Linked DNA regions of Homo sapiens: region 1 is linked to region 2. A link is an interaction called in ENCODE POLR2A ChIA-PET data of the cell type or tissue named here. Cell type or tissue: GM12878. All regions are shown on one strand.

Evidence for each region. ChIA-PET counts read pairs that join two places held together with the same protein. Peaks named below come from ENCODE experiments on the same cell type or tissue, not always from the same donor. Only the 100,000 strongest peaks of a DNase experiment are listed, where the experiment ranks them.
Region 1: POLR2A ChIA-PET joins it to region 2 with 5 read pairs; 5 of 35 experiments call an interaction of 5 or more read pairs at or near these places.

What each region holds. Positions count from the first base shown.
Region 1 is chr1:169,112,129-169,120,128 of GRCh38, forward strand. The region is part of intron 2 of ATP1B1 (ATPase Na+/K+ transporting subunit beta 1); the gene reads left to right. Among named protein-coding and RNA genes, the nearest start is that of ATP1B1, 9.4 kb to the left of the region's middle. RefSeq lists enhancers at 851-2,050, 1,503-1,797, 1,803-2,445, 4,049-4,668, 4,275-4,464 and a silencer at 1,503-1,797. In GM12878, no CTCF peak of the experiment used is centred here; a DNase peak (open chromatin) is centred at 4,143; H3K27ac peaks cover 211 bases.
Region 2 is chr1:169,040,806-169,048,805 of GRCh38, forward strand. All of the region lies in intron 3 of LINC00970 (long intergenic non-protein coding RNA 970), which reads right to left. Among named protein-coding and RNA genes, the nearest start is that of LINC00970, 42 kb to the right of the region's middle. RefSeq lists enhancers at 3,554-3,813, 4,366-4,495. In GM12878, no CTCF peak of the experiment used is centred here; DNase peaks (open chromatin) are centred at 3,726 and 4,366; H3K27ac peaks cover 2,150 bases.

The sequences.
Region 1 (8,000 bases), 71 kb after region 2:
GCCAGCTTTCTGGTCCCACTTTGTAGTTTAATTAACTGTCTCTTTTAGCTCTTAAAAACTTGGGTGAACAAAAAGATTATCATAAGAAATGCAAACTGCCACACGAGTCCCTGCTGTGACTTGGGTGCCATCAGTGTAGAGCTATGTGTGTCCACACCAGTCGTGAAAGGCCCATGGCCATCATGCCTGATGCTGATAGGACAAGGCAGTGGAATAGCCACAAACGTGAATTTACCATCTGGCTGTTGTAAAAATCATTGTCTGGAGGACCTAGAGAGAAAGTGTTGCATAACTTCCGGGCTCTCACTTACGAATGACCTTGAAGCTGCTGCTGAGGGATGGCAATGACTTGTCCCTTCTCTGCTTTCCCTTGGCAAAGGTTTAGTAACAGCTGTATTTAGGTGACAATCTTCAGATGATCTACGTGGCCCTGAGCAGCCTAGATCAAGGGCTACTGCCTGCCACAGGCTTTTCCTGCGTACCTCCTTGAATGTGGGAAGGATTCACAGAGGAAGATCTTCAAAATACGGAGGTGGCAAGCATTGTTGTGTAGCCCTAAGTCAAATAGTTCTCCACTGTAAGAAAAACTCAAAATATTTCCAGATAAATTTAGAGCTGAGGGATTGGGGAAGTGGAAAAAAAAAATCACGTAAGTAAATAACATAACTTAAACCTGCTTAATAATCCAGTTTCCAGCAACTGTTTTCCACAAGAGGTGGGTCTGTGGAAAGGTTGAAGCAAGAATTCTGGAGTATGCAGAGAAGCTGAAACATGTTTTACGTTGGGTATGGTGATAGGGAAGCATTGTGTCTTTTCATGTCCTCTTCTGCTAGAACTTTGTGGTACCATTAGTTGTAATTTTAATTGGTGCGGATATTTTGTTTTTGTTCTTTGTTATGCCATTTAAAAGTTATTCTTCCATCATGATGTGATTTTATAATTCTTTTTTTTTTTTGAGACAGAGTTTTGCTCTGTCACCTAGGCTGGAGTGCAGTGGCGCAATCTCAGCTCACTGCAGTCTCCGCCTCTCAGGTTCAAGCGATTCTCCTGTCTCAGCCTCCCAAATAGCTGGGATTATAGGCATGCACCACCATGCCTGGCTAATTTTTGTATTTTTAGTAGAGACAAGGTTTCACCATGTTGGCCAGGCTGGTCTCGAACTCCTGGCCTCAGGTGATCCACCCACTTCGGCCTCCCAAAGTGCTGGGAGGTGTGAGCATGAGCTACCATGCCTGGCCTGCTGCTGTTTTATAATTCTTATACTCAAAGCCAAATACGACTACAAAGTCAAATATTTTCTTCAGGAAATTTCCTAGATTAAAAAAAAAAATGGTCCTTGACTATATAAACTTTGAGGAGTCAGCCTTTAATGAAACTAAAAATTCTCTTTGTGCCCTTTGCAGAAAGGAAAATTTAACTTTGGAAAAGAAATAGCCAAAGGGCCCAACCTTGTAAGTAAGGACTTGGAAATGACCTTGCCTGTAAATCAACTGGCTGAAGTGCTCAGTCCTTTCCAACACCCTCTCACGGTGCCTCCCTTCCCTTCCTTCCATCCCCTTCCTAAAAGACATGTTCTTAGTACCTATATTTAGTGTGCTCACAGCAGTTGGACTGACCTGACAAACCCTGACTTCTCCAAAGGAATGCTGGTGGCTCATCTTGGAAAAATGCATTCCTGTCCTGTGGTCTGAGTCACAGGAAAAGTCCTCAGTCCTCCATCTTCCTTGTTCTTTGGCCTGGTAATTTCTGTCTCTTCTTTTCCTCATCCCTTCCCCCATCACCTTTCAGGAGAGTCTAGGCCAGGCCCCTCCTCTTCACCTGCCTTACCCTGTGGGGTTTTTCGGGGGCCTTTACCAAGGGACATGACATTCATATGAAAATGACAGTAACCTTGATCAGGCCAGGCCAGCAGAGTGCCGAACCTTGATCAGGCCAGGCCAGCAGAGTGCCGGCTGCCACAAAGTGCAGCTCTTGGGCCACCCCTTATGGCCCTGTGTTGCCTGAGGACCCTCCTTGGCATTTTTCAATGCCAAGGACCCTCCTTGGCATTTTTCAGAGTACGTGTTAGAAGTTTGTATTTTGCATAGGAAATAACTCCTTAAGTATGCAGACAAACAGTGTGTTTAAGAATACCCTGACAATTTTTTGGCTTCACATTAGTATCTTTAAAGCCTCCATTTTCATGTTTAGTTAAAGAGGGAAAATTGTAAATTTGAGTTAGATACACCTAGTGGGTGTGAAAGTTTGCATATGATTTAAAGATATAAAGACTTACTAATAATATTATCAGCTGAATTTGAGGCATGAATGCAAATCCAGCCTGACTGGGTATTGACTGCCCTTTGTACACCGGAATACCTTGTAGTTGGATCTCTTCTCAATAACGTGTGAATGTGGCCATATCAAGCAGTGGCAATTGTGCAGTGAGTGTATTTGGGCCTGTATGGCGATAATATTGGATAAACTGAGAGGCCAAACATGAAATCTGAGAGGAGAGACTAAACTACAGAATGGAAGTGAAATGTAAGAAAAAATGGTGAATGTGTACAGCTTCTTGGCCCTGAACAATGGTGGCCGTTTAATGCACATGATATTCCTTACAAAGTCGTGTTGCAGCCGGTGTGGTAGCTCATGCCTGTAATCCCAGCACTTTGAGAGACTGAGGCAGGAGGATCCTTTGAAGGCAGGGGTTCAAGACCAGCCTGGGCAACATAGCAAGACCCCATATCCACACACACACAAAAAATTTTTTTAAGTCTCCTGTTAAAAAAAAAGGGGTGGGGCCAGGAGTGGTGACTCACGTCTGTAATCCCAGCACTTCCGAGGCAGGCGGATCATGAGGTCAGGAGATCGAGACCATTCTGGCTAACACAGTGAAACTCCGTCTCTACTAAAAAATACAAAAAATTAGCCTGTCGTAGTGGCGGGCACCTGTAGTCCCAGCTACTCGGAAGGCTGAGGCAGGAGAATGGCGTGAACCCGGGAGGCGGAGCTTGCAGTGAGCCGAAATTGTGCCATTGCACTCCAGCCTGGGTGACAGAGCGAAGACTCCATCTCAAAAAAAAAAAAAAGAAAAAAAAGGGGGGTGGGGAATCATATGCTCTGTGAGAACTAAATGAGATGATAAACATATATAAAGCAAATAGTACTTTATGGTGGCAAAACCAATGGTATTAAGTGTAGGGTAACTGTTGAGAGCAACTTCTGTTTTTTTCTTTTTTTCTTTTTTTTTTTTTTCAAGAGGGAGTCTTCTTCTGTCGCCCAGGCTGGAGTGCAGTGGCATGATCTTGGCTCACTGCAACCTCTGCCCCCTGGGTTCAAGCGATTCTCCTGCCTCAGCCTCCCGAGTAGCTGGGGCTACAGGTGCGCGCCACCATGCCCAGCTAATTTTTGTATTTTTAGTAGAGATGGGGTTTCACCATATTGGTCAGGTTGGTGTCAAACTCCTGACCTCTGGTGATCCACCCGCCTCAGCCTCCCAAAGTGCTGGGATTACAGGCGTGAGCCACCGCACCTGGTCCAGGGTTTTTATAGCCCTATCTTTCTACTAGAAGCAGCAGTTTCTTCTTTTTGGACACTAAATTTCCAGATATGACAGGGATGCTTTGCACACTTAGATTTTCATGGAGTCAATAAAACCTTAGCTTTCCATGGAAATGTTTAAGAGACATTTGGGAAACATGTTTTTAAAAATTTTAAAGTGAATTTAAATGGCATTGTATTTGTTGTGCAGTCTCTCCCTTTAACAAACCCATGCTTGTTGGGTTAGCGCCTGCCAAGCTTTTCTCCAGAGGAGACCCCCTTAGGCAGTCCTGCAGTGCTGCTCTGCAGCATCGCTTCTCATCTGTTGATGCAGTTGGATCTGGGGAGAGACGCAGCAATTAGCTATGCTGGAGAGGGCTGAGCAGGCACAGGCACGCACACCCACGTGCATGCCCACGGACATGCAAGCGTGCACACACACGCATGCTCATGGATATACACACACACTCAGGCTACCAAGCCCTGGCCCTGATTTGACCCTGCTTGCCTTGCTGCCTGCCCAGTGGTGTAATGGAAAAGTCTCTTCTTCACATCCGCCATTGCCCTTCCCCCACCTCAGGCTCACTTAGCAACAGTGGAGTGAAATGAAGGTCACTGTGTGTCAATCGGTGGGTCCGGGAGATTCCCAGCTGGCTTGCTTCCTGGTAGGCAGGTATGAATGTATGCTGCTGTTCTCTCTTTTAAGGTTGTGGGTGGCTGTTTGTTTAGCTCTGAAGTATAGACGGCTCAGTGCTAGCAGACACATTTTCAAAGGGTCATATTCTTGGCTTGTTGGTAATCAGAATCGGGCAGGAGAAGTGGGGTGGATGCAGACCAGCTGACCACACTGGCACCACCAGCAGTTTCAGTTTCATCTTGATTGTAAAGAGGAAATATCTAATCTTAAAACTCATTAGGGGCCTGGCGCAGTGGCTCATACCTGTATTCCCAGCACTTTGGGAGGCCGAGGCAGGCAGATCACCCGAGGTCAGGATTTTGAGACCAGCCTGGCCAACATGGTGAAACCCCATCTCTACTAAAAATACAAAACTTAGCTAGGCGTGATGGCAGGCACCTCTAATCCCAGTTACTTGGGAGGCTGAGGCAGGAGAATCACTTGAACCCGGAAGGCAGACGTTGCAGTGAGCCAAGATCGTGCCACTGCACTCCAGCCTGGGCAACTAGAGCAAGACTCCATCTAAAAAAAAAAAAACCAAAAACAAAACAAACAAAAAACCCATTAGGGTTCGAGTCATTATCATTCTATCTCAGCTTGATTAAGTAAAATTCCTGAGAAGTCATTATGTCAGTCTCAGAATACCTAATTTTTCCACCCCCCGCAAACTACCTCATACTTGTATTACTATCTCTCACTCACACTTCAAAGGAGAAATAAGGGGAAATTAGAAACATTTGGCTTCCTTATACTTTGGAGGGGTTGTTAGTGCAAAGTGCCAGTAAGGTGTTTCCAGTTAGAATACACTGCTTTGTAATCTCTCAGCTGACGCGATGTATCTGTATACACCCAGCTGTCTCTCACTTTCCCTCTCCTCCTCCCTTCCCACCCTCAAATGGATCCTGTCTACCTGGTCCCAGAATTTGTGGATGAGTTAGCATTGGTGGCAATTAGATTTCCAAAAGCTACTGCACAGCCTTATGACTTGGTAAAGGGTTTGTGGGGGGAACTCTGTTTGGCTTCAACAACTCAACTACCCAGGTGGTGATTTCTTTATTTCTAAAGACAAGGGTACAACTAGTAAGTCATCTCTTGGGTACACAGGAAACCTAATGATTTACTTTAAAATGTTCTTGGAGCCACAGAAAAACAGATCTTACATTGTATGCCCATTGTATGATGAATAAGCAGAACAGAGACCTGATAAGTAGGAAGGACCAGGTAACAAATCTGTGGGAGTGATGGTGGGGGAAAAAAAAAAGCTGGATTTGTGAAGCTTCATTTAAGGATTTTTTGCTGCATTCACCCAAGGGTCATAGAAAGTGGGGTGGAAAGAGCAGTAGCCTGACAGGTCCACTTCTACCATAAAATCTGATGGGGTTATTGGACTGGTTGCTCTTAACTGTTGGTCAGTGCTCTCATGCTAGTAATCTGATGACCAGCTGGTCTGTCGGATGCAGTCAAGACTAGTGAGAAGCTGGGGAGATGAAGGGAACAGGGATGTATCATCCAGCTTTTTCCCACATACATGCATGAGTAGATCTTATCAAATGTCATGTAGAATGCAGTGTCTTGTTTCAGGATATTACTTAACAAATGTTATGTTTTATATCTAGATAAGTCAAATATACTATATGTACTTGCTCTTCAGTTTGGCCTTGAGCATAATTAATGTAAAATACTAGGATTTATCTATTTGTTTATGTTATTCTTTTATAAAAGTGGCACCTTTCCTTTATTGTATTGAGAATAAGCACAATTATGAGCTATACAAAATACCAAGGATTTGCCCCTATGGAATATGCATTTTTAAAGATAGGTCAACTGAACTAAATAACTCCCTGCTTGCCTGAAAGTGAATATACAGCCACAGGAAGAAGAGGACGGATCAGAGAAGAGCCTAAATCAGAGTTCACGGCATTTAGCTTAGACAGGAGGAATGATTTCTTTACCCTGAGTGTTGGTAAACATCCAGATTGGCTGTAGAGACAGTCCGGGGATTCAGTTTTCTAAGACTTTGTAAAGGGAGCAGATTCTGAGTGTCGGAGGGTGTGAATGTGACCCTGCCTGCAGGCAGGGAGATTTATTCCTTGCTAATCTCAGAGCCTGAGTCTGGGAGCTGGAGGCAGAAGGTGAGTCAAAGGTGGCTAGTTTCCAGAAAGTGCAAAGGCGCCTTTTTTCTGTGCCTCTCCCCTTACTTTGCTAGGTAAGTTGATACCAACTCACAGATGTAAAACAAAAATAAACAAACAAAATCCAGAAATATCTTAGGTCCTACAGAGTGGCACTTAAAGGAGAAATTTCTATCTCATATATGTGCGTATGCATACATATGTGTGTGTTTATGTGTACATATACGTGTGAGTATGTATGAATTCATACCTCTGTGTATTTTTTTTAAAATTGGAAATTACTTTTCAACTCGGAATGTATAGGAGACACATGATTTGTGCATGGCTACATTTAAAAGCATTTCTTTGCTTCCTGTGCCCTTCTCAGTCATATGGGTACCTTCCTGGAGGTTTCCATGGGAAATGATTCCTATTTAGAGATTTGATCTAGTGATTTATCAGATGTATTAAATGACAGGTGCAAGCAGCTGTGCATTTGAATAACTTACAAGGTTGAAATGGCTACATTCTAGTTTAAATACTTTAAACTCACATGTAGATTGAGAAATGATGAACTTGCTACATTATAAACCTAAAGAAACAAAATCCTTTCCCTCAAGCCTTTTCCCCCTTGTGCTATCAACACTTACTAAAGCTAAACATGGAGGATCTTCCTTATTTCTCAAGAGATGGGGACCAAAGGCAGGTAAATGTGTCTTTGAAAAGCAAGTGGGAAGCCAGAAGTTTTTTCTAAATCTAAATCTTATGTAAAGTTGAAATACTCATTGAAAACCAAATATTAAAATTTTACATACCCAGATTATGATTTCTGCCTCTTCAAGTGGCTTTGTTAATTAATGATATATAGCTTAAGGCAAATGATCCTATCAGAACAAAGCTGTCTCTAGAGCTCAGGGTGGTTAATGTAAATTCAAGTTTAGAAGACTGGAGAGGGAAAAGGTTAGATTTGTTTCCTGGAATATAACTTGAAATTGCGTGCCAGCGATTGGGTGTTCTGCTGTCTTTGGCCCTCTGGGAGTTACCAGTGCAAACAGAGCTCATCCTTGTCCAGAGTCATAACTAACAACTTTAAGAAGTGGGCAGTAGAAAGAGGGGCATGATGGGAGAAAGCGTCTGGTCTAGTGTGAAATATGACTCATGAGAACTCCAGTCAGCAAGGTGGGATTTGTGCAGCCCTTGGAGAATGTCATGGTTGGAGAATTTGGGTGTGGCCTCAAAATGCAGATGCTCTTCGATTTAGGATGGGGTTATGTTCTAGTAACCCATTGTAAGTCGAAAATACTGTGAGTCAAAAATGCATTTACTAACCCTGCTAAACCCACTGTGAAGCTGAAAAATCATAAGGCAAACATTGTAAGTTGGGAACTGTCTGTAATAATTACCAAATCCAATCCCATTGCTTTCTATCTCTTCTTAACAGTCTGATAATCCTAAAGTAAATGATTTAAAGGATTTGGACATCCTTTCAAAGGTCTTTCATCTTTCTCTTGTGAGTATCTAGTTGCTTTAGAGAAATAACTTGAGAAGAGGAATTTTTCTAATCTTTGGAGAAGACCTCATCAAAAACTGTCCTAATTAAGACTATCCAGAACAGAACAGACCCGGGGGCTGATCTGTGGTAATTTCCAGGAGAAGTTCTCAGGCCATCAGGCTTCGGATAAAGAAAAGAG
Region 2 (8,000 bases):
ATCAGGGTGGTACTGGCATAAAAACAGACAGGCCAGTGGAACAGAATAGAGAACCCAGACATAAATCTACACATTTACAGCCAACTCCATTTCAGCAAAAGTGTCAAGAACACACTATGAGGAAAAGACAGTCTCTTCAATAAATGTTTCTGGGAAAACTAGATAACTGTATGCAGAAAAATGAAACTAGACCCCCTATCTCTCACCTTAAACAAATATCAAATAAAAATATATTAGACTTAAATCCACGACCTGAAATTATAAAACTACTAGAAGAAAACATTGGGAAAACATTCCAGGACATTGGTCTGGGCAAAGACTTTTTGTGGAAGACCTCAAAAGCTCAAGCAACCAAAGCAAAAATTGACAAATGGGATTACATCAAGCTAAAATGCTTCTGCACAGCAAAGGAAACAATTAGCAAAGTGAAGAGACAACTCACAGAATGGGTGAAAACATTTACAAACTACCCATCTGACAAAAGTTTAATAATCAGAATATATAAGGAGCTCAAACAACTCAACAGCAAAAAAAAAAAAAGAGTCCAATTTTAAAACGGGCAAAAATCTGAATAGACATTTCTCAAAAGAAGACATACAAATGGCCAACAGGTATATGAAAAAAGGATCAACATCACTAATCTTCAGAGAAATGCAGATCAAAACAACAATGAGACGTCATCTCACCCCAGCAAAAATGGCTTTTATCAAAAGACAGGCAATAACACATGCTGGTGAGGATGCAGAGAAAGGGGAACCTTCCTACGCTGTTGGTGGAAACGTAAATTAGTACAGCCACTATGAAGAAGTATGGAGGTTCCTCAAAAAACCGAAAATAGAATTACCATGTGATCCAGCAATTTCACTTCTCAGTATATATCCAAAAGAAAGGAAATCAATATATCAGAACAACCCCTGCACTCTCATGTTTATTGCAACACTATTCACAATAGTCAAAATATGGAATCAATGTAAGTGCCCACCAATGGATGAATGGATAAATAAAATGTGGCATATGTAAGCAATGGAATGTTATTCAGCCATAAAAAAATATCCTGTCATGTTGTTGCAGCAACATGGATGGATATGGAGGTCATCATATTAAGTGAAATAAGCGAAGCACAGAAAGACGAAAAATCATGTGTTCTCAGTCACATGTGTAAGCTAAAAACTGGATCTCGTGAAGATAGTAGATTGGTAGCTGCAGAGGCAGGAAAGAGTGGAGCGGGGGAGAGAGGATGAAAAGAAGTTGAGTAGTAGGTATAAATATATACAGTTTGATAGAAGAAATAAGACCTAGTGTTAAATAAATCAGTGGGTGACTATAGTTTGCAATAAGCTGTTGTGTATTTGAAAATAGCAAGAAGAGAAGAATTTGAATCATTCTAGCATAAAGAAAAGGCAAACAGATAAGGTGATAGATATTCCAAGTACACTGATTTGATCTTTACAAATTCCATGAATGTATTAAATTATCACATGTACCCTGAAACCATGTTCATCTATTAGGCATCAATAAAAATTTAAAATGGAAAATTTTAAAAACTAGCTCAAAAATGCATAAGAAGAAATCTAAGTCAAGGTATCTCCCCTTGCTGAGCCCACATCTGGGAGGCAGCATGAAGAAATGAAATGAACAGGAACAACAATGGAAAAAGAACAGGCTCTGGAATCAAGCAGTCCTGGATGTGACAGGCAATGGGAACTTAGACCATCACATAAGTGTCAAACACTGAGCTTTCTCAACTGCAAGACACAGAAAACAATATCCACTTCATGGGTCTATTGTAAGCATTGGCCATGATATATTTATAGTGTCTGGCACAGAGTAGGTGCCAAAATTTGGTAGTTATTAATAGACAATTCACTTAACTCTGAGCTTAGTTTTATTATGTATAACAGGAAGGCAATAATTCCTATGAGAGAATAGATATGAAAAGGATTTCTGAGCTTTAAAATTCTCTGAAGAGTCAATATTGTTATCAATAATTGGGAAGTCAATATATATAGATACAGAGCATTAGCTAATACATAGGTTACATAAAAGTGTATGATTTCTATCTCTGAAAATATGGTAAACCAGGGCTGCAGGGGAGAGGGGAAGGGGCAGGTTGCAGTGTTAAAAATAGTGGTCAGACAAGCACATGTATGTTAACTGCAGCACTATTCACAATAGCAAAGAAATGGAATCAATCTAGGTGCCCATCAATGATGGACTGGATAAAAAAAAAATGTGGTACATATACACCATGGAATACTATATAGCCACAAAAAAAGAATGAAATCATATCCTTGGCAGCAACATGGATGCAGCTAGAGGCCATTACCCTAAGCAAATTAACACAAGAACAGAAAACCAAATACCACATGTTCTCATTTATAAATGGGAGCTAAACATTGAGTACATATGGACACAAAGAAGGAAACAATAGACCCTGGGGCCTACTTGTGGGTGGAGGGTAGGAGGAGGGAGAGGATTGAAAAACTACCTATCAGGTACTATGCTGATTGCCTGGTTGACAAAATTATCTGTACACAAAACCCCTGTGACGTACAATTTACCCACGTAACAAACATGCACATGTACCCCCTGAACCTAAAATACAAGTTGGAAAGAAAAAAGAATAGTAGTCAGAATAGGTCTCATTAAGAAGGCAAGACTTGAGCACAGACTTGTGGGAGGTGAGAAAATATCTGTGGGAGGGGCCTCCTGAAAGAGGGAAAGGTTAAAGCCAAGACCCTACAATGGGAGCGGGCCTGAGTGTTGAGGAGTGGCTCCAGGCCAGTGTGGCTAGAGCAGCACAAAGTGTAAGGAAGAGTGGTGGGCAAAAACTCAAAAAGGAAACAGCAGTCAGGAGATGCACGGCCCTAGTGCGCAATGTAAGGGCTTTGACTTTTACTCTCAGTGAAAACTATGACAGGGTTTTAAGCAGAGGAATAACATGACCTGACTTATGTTTTAGAAGAATTACTTTGAGAATAAAATTTCCAGTGGCAAGTAGAGAAGCAGGCTAACCTAAGCAAAACCCACTACAGGGATCCAGGTGGCAGATAGTGGCTGAAAGCCAAATTAGAAAGAGTTTAAGAGAAAAAATGGCACAACTAAGAGATTAGCACAGCTCTTGACTACAAAGCTGCAAACACAAAATTCAGTGCAGGGCCTGGAGAGTGCTCATGTGAGTGAGGGGCCCTGATGCTTAAGCTTTGTCAGCATCTGTGCACACCCACCTCTGTACAAGCCAAGGCCCCTGGCCTGGTCAGTTGGGTGGATGGTGAGGTGCTTACCAAGTTGGGTACCCAGGAGTAGATAAGAGTTTGCAAGCAGGAAGAAGACAGATCATGCATTTCACTGTGAGATTTTTGAGATTCAGAGGTCAGTGCAACATCTAAGTGAAAATGGCCAGGCTCTTTCTGCTCCTAACAATACTGCCAAGAGCTATCAGGATGACCTTTCTAAAAGGCACATCTGATCAAGTCACTTTCCTGCTTAAAAACCTCAGTGCTTCCCTTTGCCCATATTCCTTTGAAAAGAAACAGTTTCTCACAGTCTAGCCCTGGCCTGTCTTTCCAACTATGTCTTCCTCCATTCCATGCCTGGCACACTGTTCCCTCTGACTTGCAACTCCCTCTGTCTACAGTGTCCTTCTCTAACTACTAAACTCCTCCTCTCCCTACACTGCCCTGATCTAATAACTTCTGTGAAACCACGTCCCCTCCTGCACCTTCTTCAAGGCAGGACTAACCACTTCCTCTCTGCTGACTTAAAGCCCTCTGTACACAGTTCCATGAAATCTGCACCCAGAAATGCGAACCCATAAGCCTGAGAGGCAGGGTTGACAGCGGAACAATTATGGGTTTTAGAATTAGATTAACCTGGGTTAAAACACACACACTTGCTTGCTGTATATAACTTTAAGCATGTTATTTAATTTCTCTAAGCTCAGCTTCTTATAAAGGTAATGCCTATTTTGTAGAATAGGTGTCAAGATTAAATGAGAAAATTTAAGTAAATCACCCCAGATAGGACCTGGCACACAATAGGTGTCCAAAAATTATCATTTCCCTCCAGACCCTGTTCCTCTTGGGCAGAAAATGTGTTTAATTTATATTCTATATGTCCCATTGTCACTGGTCACCCAGCACATAATAGATGCTTGATAGACATTAACCTGAATGAATGGACCCTGTCTTCTCAGAAACATTTACATATACGTTTTAGAAGTACATGGGTTCAGAGGTTAGGATAGAAATTCTAAAGTGGACCTTGGCATGTAAATCCCCTTGGGTCTAATATCAAACCAATTGCTTCCCCTTGGCAGCAGCAGCAGAGCCCTTCTGTGTCTCTGGGGAGCATTCAGCCATCCAGTCTGTGAAGATTTCTCTCATTGCTCTCCAGAGCTTCCGTTACATCGTGCTCTTCTCACTTCCTTCTCAGCTGTGCTCCCACTCCTCAGCCTTGTTTGTTCTGTTTTCCTCCGCCATTTTTCACCACACACCATATGGCCTTCCCTTGCCTGCCTTAAGCTTGGAACTTCACAGCCTTCTCCAGGCTTCCCCAGGGCAACCTGGGCCCTCTGGGCCTGCTGACCACCCCCTTTAACTAGCAGCCCTGCCCTGATGCCTACTTTGAAACCCAGCACTGTTCCTAAGGAGACGCAGGACACAGAGCCTTTTAGTAAATTCACTTCAGGGGCTGGTTCTGCCAGTTAACTATGAGCCTAGAGTGTTTTGAACAGGTGGTGATCTTCCAAACACAATGTGATCGTGTGTTTAATCTTAGAATCATGAGAGGCTAGTAGGGCAGATACAGAAAAACACAATTTTACCTATTTGTTTCAACCTCCTCCAGCATCCAGTGAGGCAGCCTCCTGGTGCAGAGGATCCTTGACAAGCTCTGGAGTCTCGTGGACACAAGTTTGTGTCCCAGCTCTGTGTCTCCCTAGCGGTATTGTATGTATGCTTCTCAAGTTCTCTAAACCTTAGTTTCTTCATTTGTGAAACTAAGATAACAATACCTGCCACACAGAGTTATTAGTTGATATCATGCGTTTATTTGTTATCTAGCAATACATAACAAATCAGCCCAAAACTTAGTGCCTTGCAAGAGCAATGCTGTTTATTAGCTCTTGTGGGTTTTGTAGGCCAGGAATTTGAGAGCAGCTGAGCTGAGCTAGTCTGAATCGGGGTCTCCCAGGTGATTGAGGCAGACTGGTCAGTGGCTAGAGCTGGGGTCAATTTCAAGGCTTCTTCATTCACAGGTCTTGTTCCCATGCTGGGAAGACAAATAGCTGGAGCAGGGGCTGGAGCAGCTGTGGCTCCCCAGGCACCTCCCTCTATCCCTTTGGGACCCACCACATGGTCCTTCTGCATGGTCCCTTCAAGGTCTCCAGATTTCTTATGAGGTAGCTCAGGGCTCCAAAGGCATGTATCTCACTTGAGAGAGAAACAGGTGAAACCATATCCTCTTTTCTGGCCTGGCTGGAAAGTCACACAGTGACATCACTTCCATTGCCTTCTATTTATTAGAAGCAAATCACTACCACCAGACTGTATTCTAGGAGAGCAGAATTAGACCGCTCCTTTTATTTGAAATAGTGCCGAAAATTTGTGGACATGCTTTAAAAACACCATAGTATGTGTGATGCCCAGTCCTCAATAAGTAGCATCAATTTTTTTTATGTATCAGGTGAGTTGAAAAATAAGACAAAAAAATGCCTCTGTGCCCTATCATTCCTATCTTCACTCTCCACAAACACACTCACCATGAAACAAGGTGAAAGCACTTAGCAATGTAGGCAAAGGTAAAAAGGAAGCATAAAAAGGGGAGGCAAAAACAATGATCGTTGACATTTATTGAACACTTGCTCTGTGGCAAGCCCAGTGTTATATGCCTTACGTACATTATCTATTTTAATCCTCAGAATGATACCAGGGGTTTATCATTAACCTCCTTTTATGGAGAATTCTAGAGTCTACCAATATTACATGCATTATCCAGGATTAGACAGTTTAGTAAAGACATAACAAGGAGTGGAACACAGGCGAGCTGACTCCAGAGCCCTTGTGCCCAACCGCTGTGCACACTACTGAGATCATTTCAGCTGAGATAAGCAGCTGGGAAACCTTTGGCTTAACTTTTCCCTCCCTTGGAAATACCAATTTGAGAGGCAGGGTACCTAAGGGAGCAGGTGGAGTAGAACCCAATAATTCAAAAATTCTTGAGTCTGGAAAGACAAATGCCAGGTTGTTGTTGATGAGAAGAGAGCACGAGAAGTAAAGGACTGCCAGACAGCCAGGTAGCAGGGAGGCTGGGATGCCTGGCCCCACTCAGCCACTTACTGGGCTCTCCCCAAATGCTTAGCAGAGAAGGCCTTGAACAGTCTAACAAGGGTCTCTTCCACCACCACTGTGCCAGCTTAGCTATCTCAAGTTTGTGAAGTTTGGCACCACCTCCTACTTCTCCTCCCACCAGGAATAATTCAGGGGATTCCCCACAGCCTCTCCTTCAGGATGTGGAAACCACCCCACTTTGAGTTGACAGGTGTCCTGAAACTTTGCTGGGTGATTAAACAGGAAGAGATTGTTGAACAGGGACTGAGGAAAATCTCGTCATCAGATTCAGTCTTCCTGGTAAGGACTTGGGTGAGGCACTAAGGGGATGGAGCACAGTTTTCTCCAGGGTCCATAAGAGCATCATGCGGCTCAGACCCTGGACCCAGACCCACGGAGGTTCTGGCACAGGTAGAGATGAGCTGTGGTCTCACTCGGGGCTCCTGAGAACTAGAGCAATGCCTCTTGCAGTTGGCCACACTTAGGTCCCCACCACTGCCTCCTCCAGCATTTCATTCCTTGGATGCCTTCTGAGATCCACTCCTGGGTGTCCAGGGCCCTGTCTTCATTTGTTCCTTTCCATCCCTGTTGTCTGAACTTGTTTTAGACTATAGTTGCCCTCAAAGTACTTTCTTCTCTCTTATTCTAGGATAGCCTTCAAAGTATCCTTAATTCAATATATTCAAAGTCCATCATTCAAAAAATATTTATGAAGCACATACTATGTGCCAAACATGGTTCTAGGTACTAGGGATTCTGCAAGAAACAGGATAGGCAAAGTCTCTGGCTTCCCTGAGCTTATAGTCCAGGGAGCCTTAACAAAAGGAGAATTCAGATTTCACCAAAAAATAGCCTAGGTGGGTGGGGGCAACACAGGAAAAACATTCAAAATAATGTCAGTAATTTTCCTTTTACATCTAACTGAAACTGCAGCCTGCCAGAGTTTGTGAAGCATAATGGAAGTGAGATGCCATCTCTGGCACTGAACGACGGCCTGCAGCAAGTCACTTGGCCTCTCAGCCATCCTACAAGGGCCACCTGTGCAGTCTGGAAATTCACCCATACAGACCTTACCTGTGGCAGGAATGTGGTCTGTGCCTGGCTTCTGTCATCACTCACTGCCTGGACTTTCCAGACAGAGGATTTGTGGGAGGGGAAAGTTGCTACAATCTACCCAAGATACTTCCTCTTGCCTTGACCTCTCCCCGGTTTGCAACAGTGATCTCATGGACCTTTGCAAGCTCTGTCCACAGATTGCTTCTGGAAGCAGGTACTTGGCTGGTTGGTATCATGTGGGGCACAAGCCTTGCCAGGGGTTGGCGTAGCCTCACTTTAAATTGAAAATGTACATGGTAGGAAGCGCCAAATAATTGAACTGTTAAGTAGATAAAAGAGGAGTTTTACATTAAGAACAAGACATTTTAAAAACTAGAATGAAAATTTCACGCGAATTTCAAAGTTTAAGAACGTAGGAAGTCAAATAAATTTCAGCTTTTTGACTGGCAGCTTTAGGCTTTGCCCCAACCAATTCTACAGGGGATTTACTTTCCCTCTCCTCTGCCCTACATTGTAGATTGGTTTGGAAAGTTCTGGTAAGAGACCTGCACTCCGATGGTGCCCTTGCCTTTACAATAACCTCTCCCAAATGCTCTCTAAGAAGGGAGAGGCAGA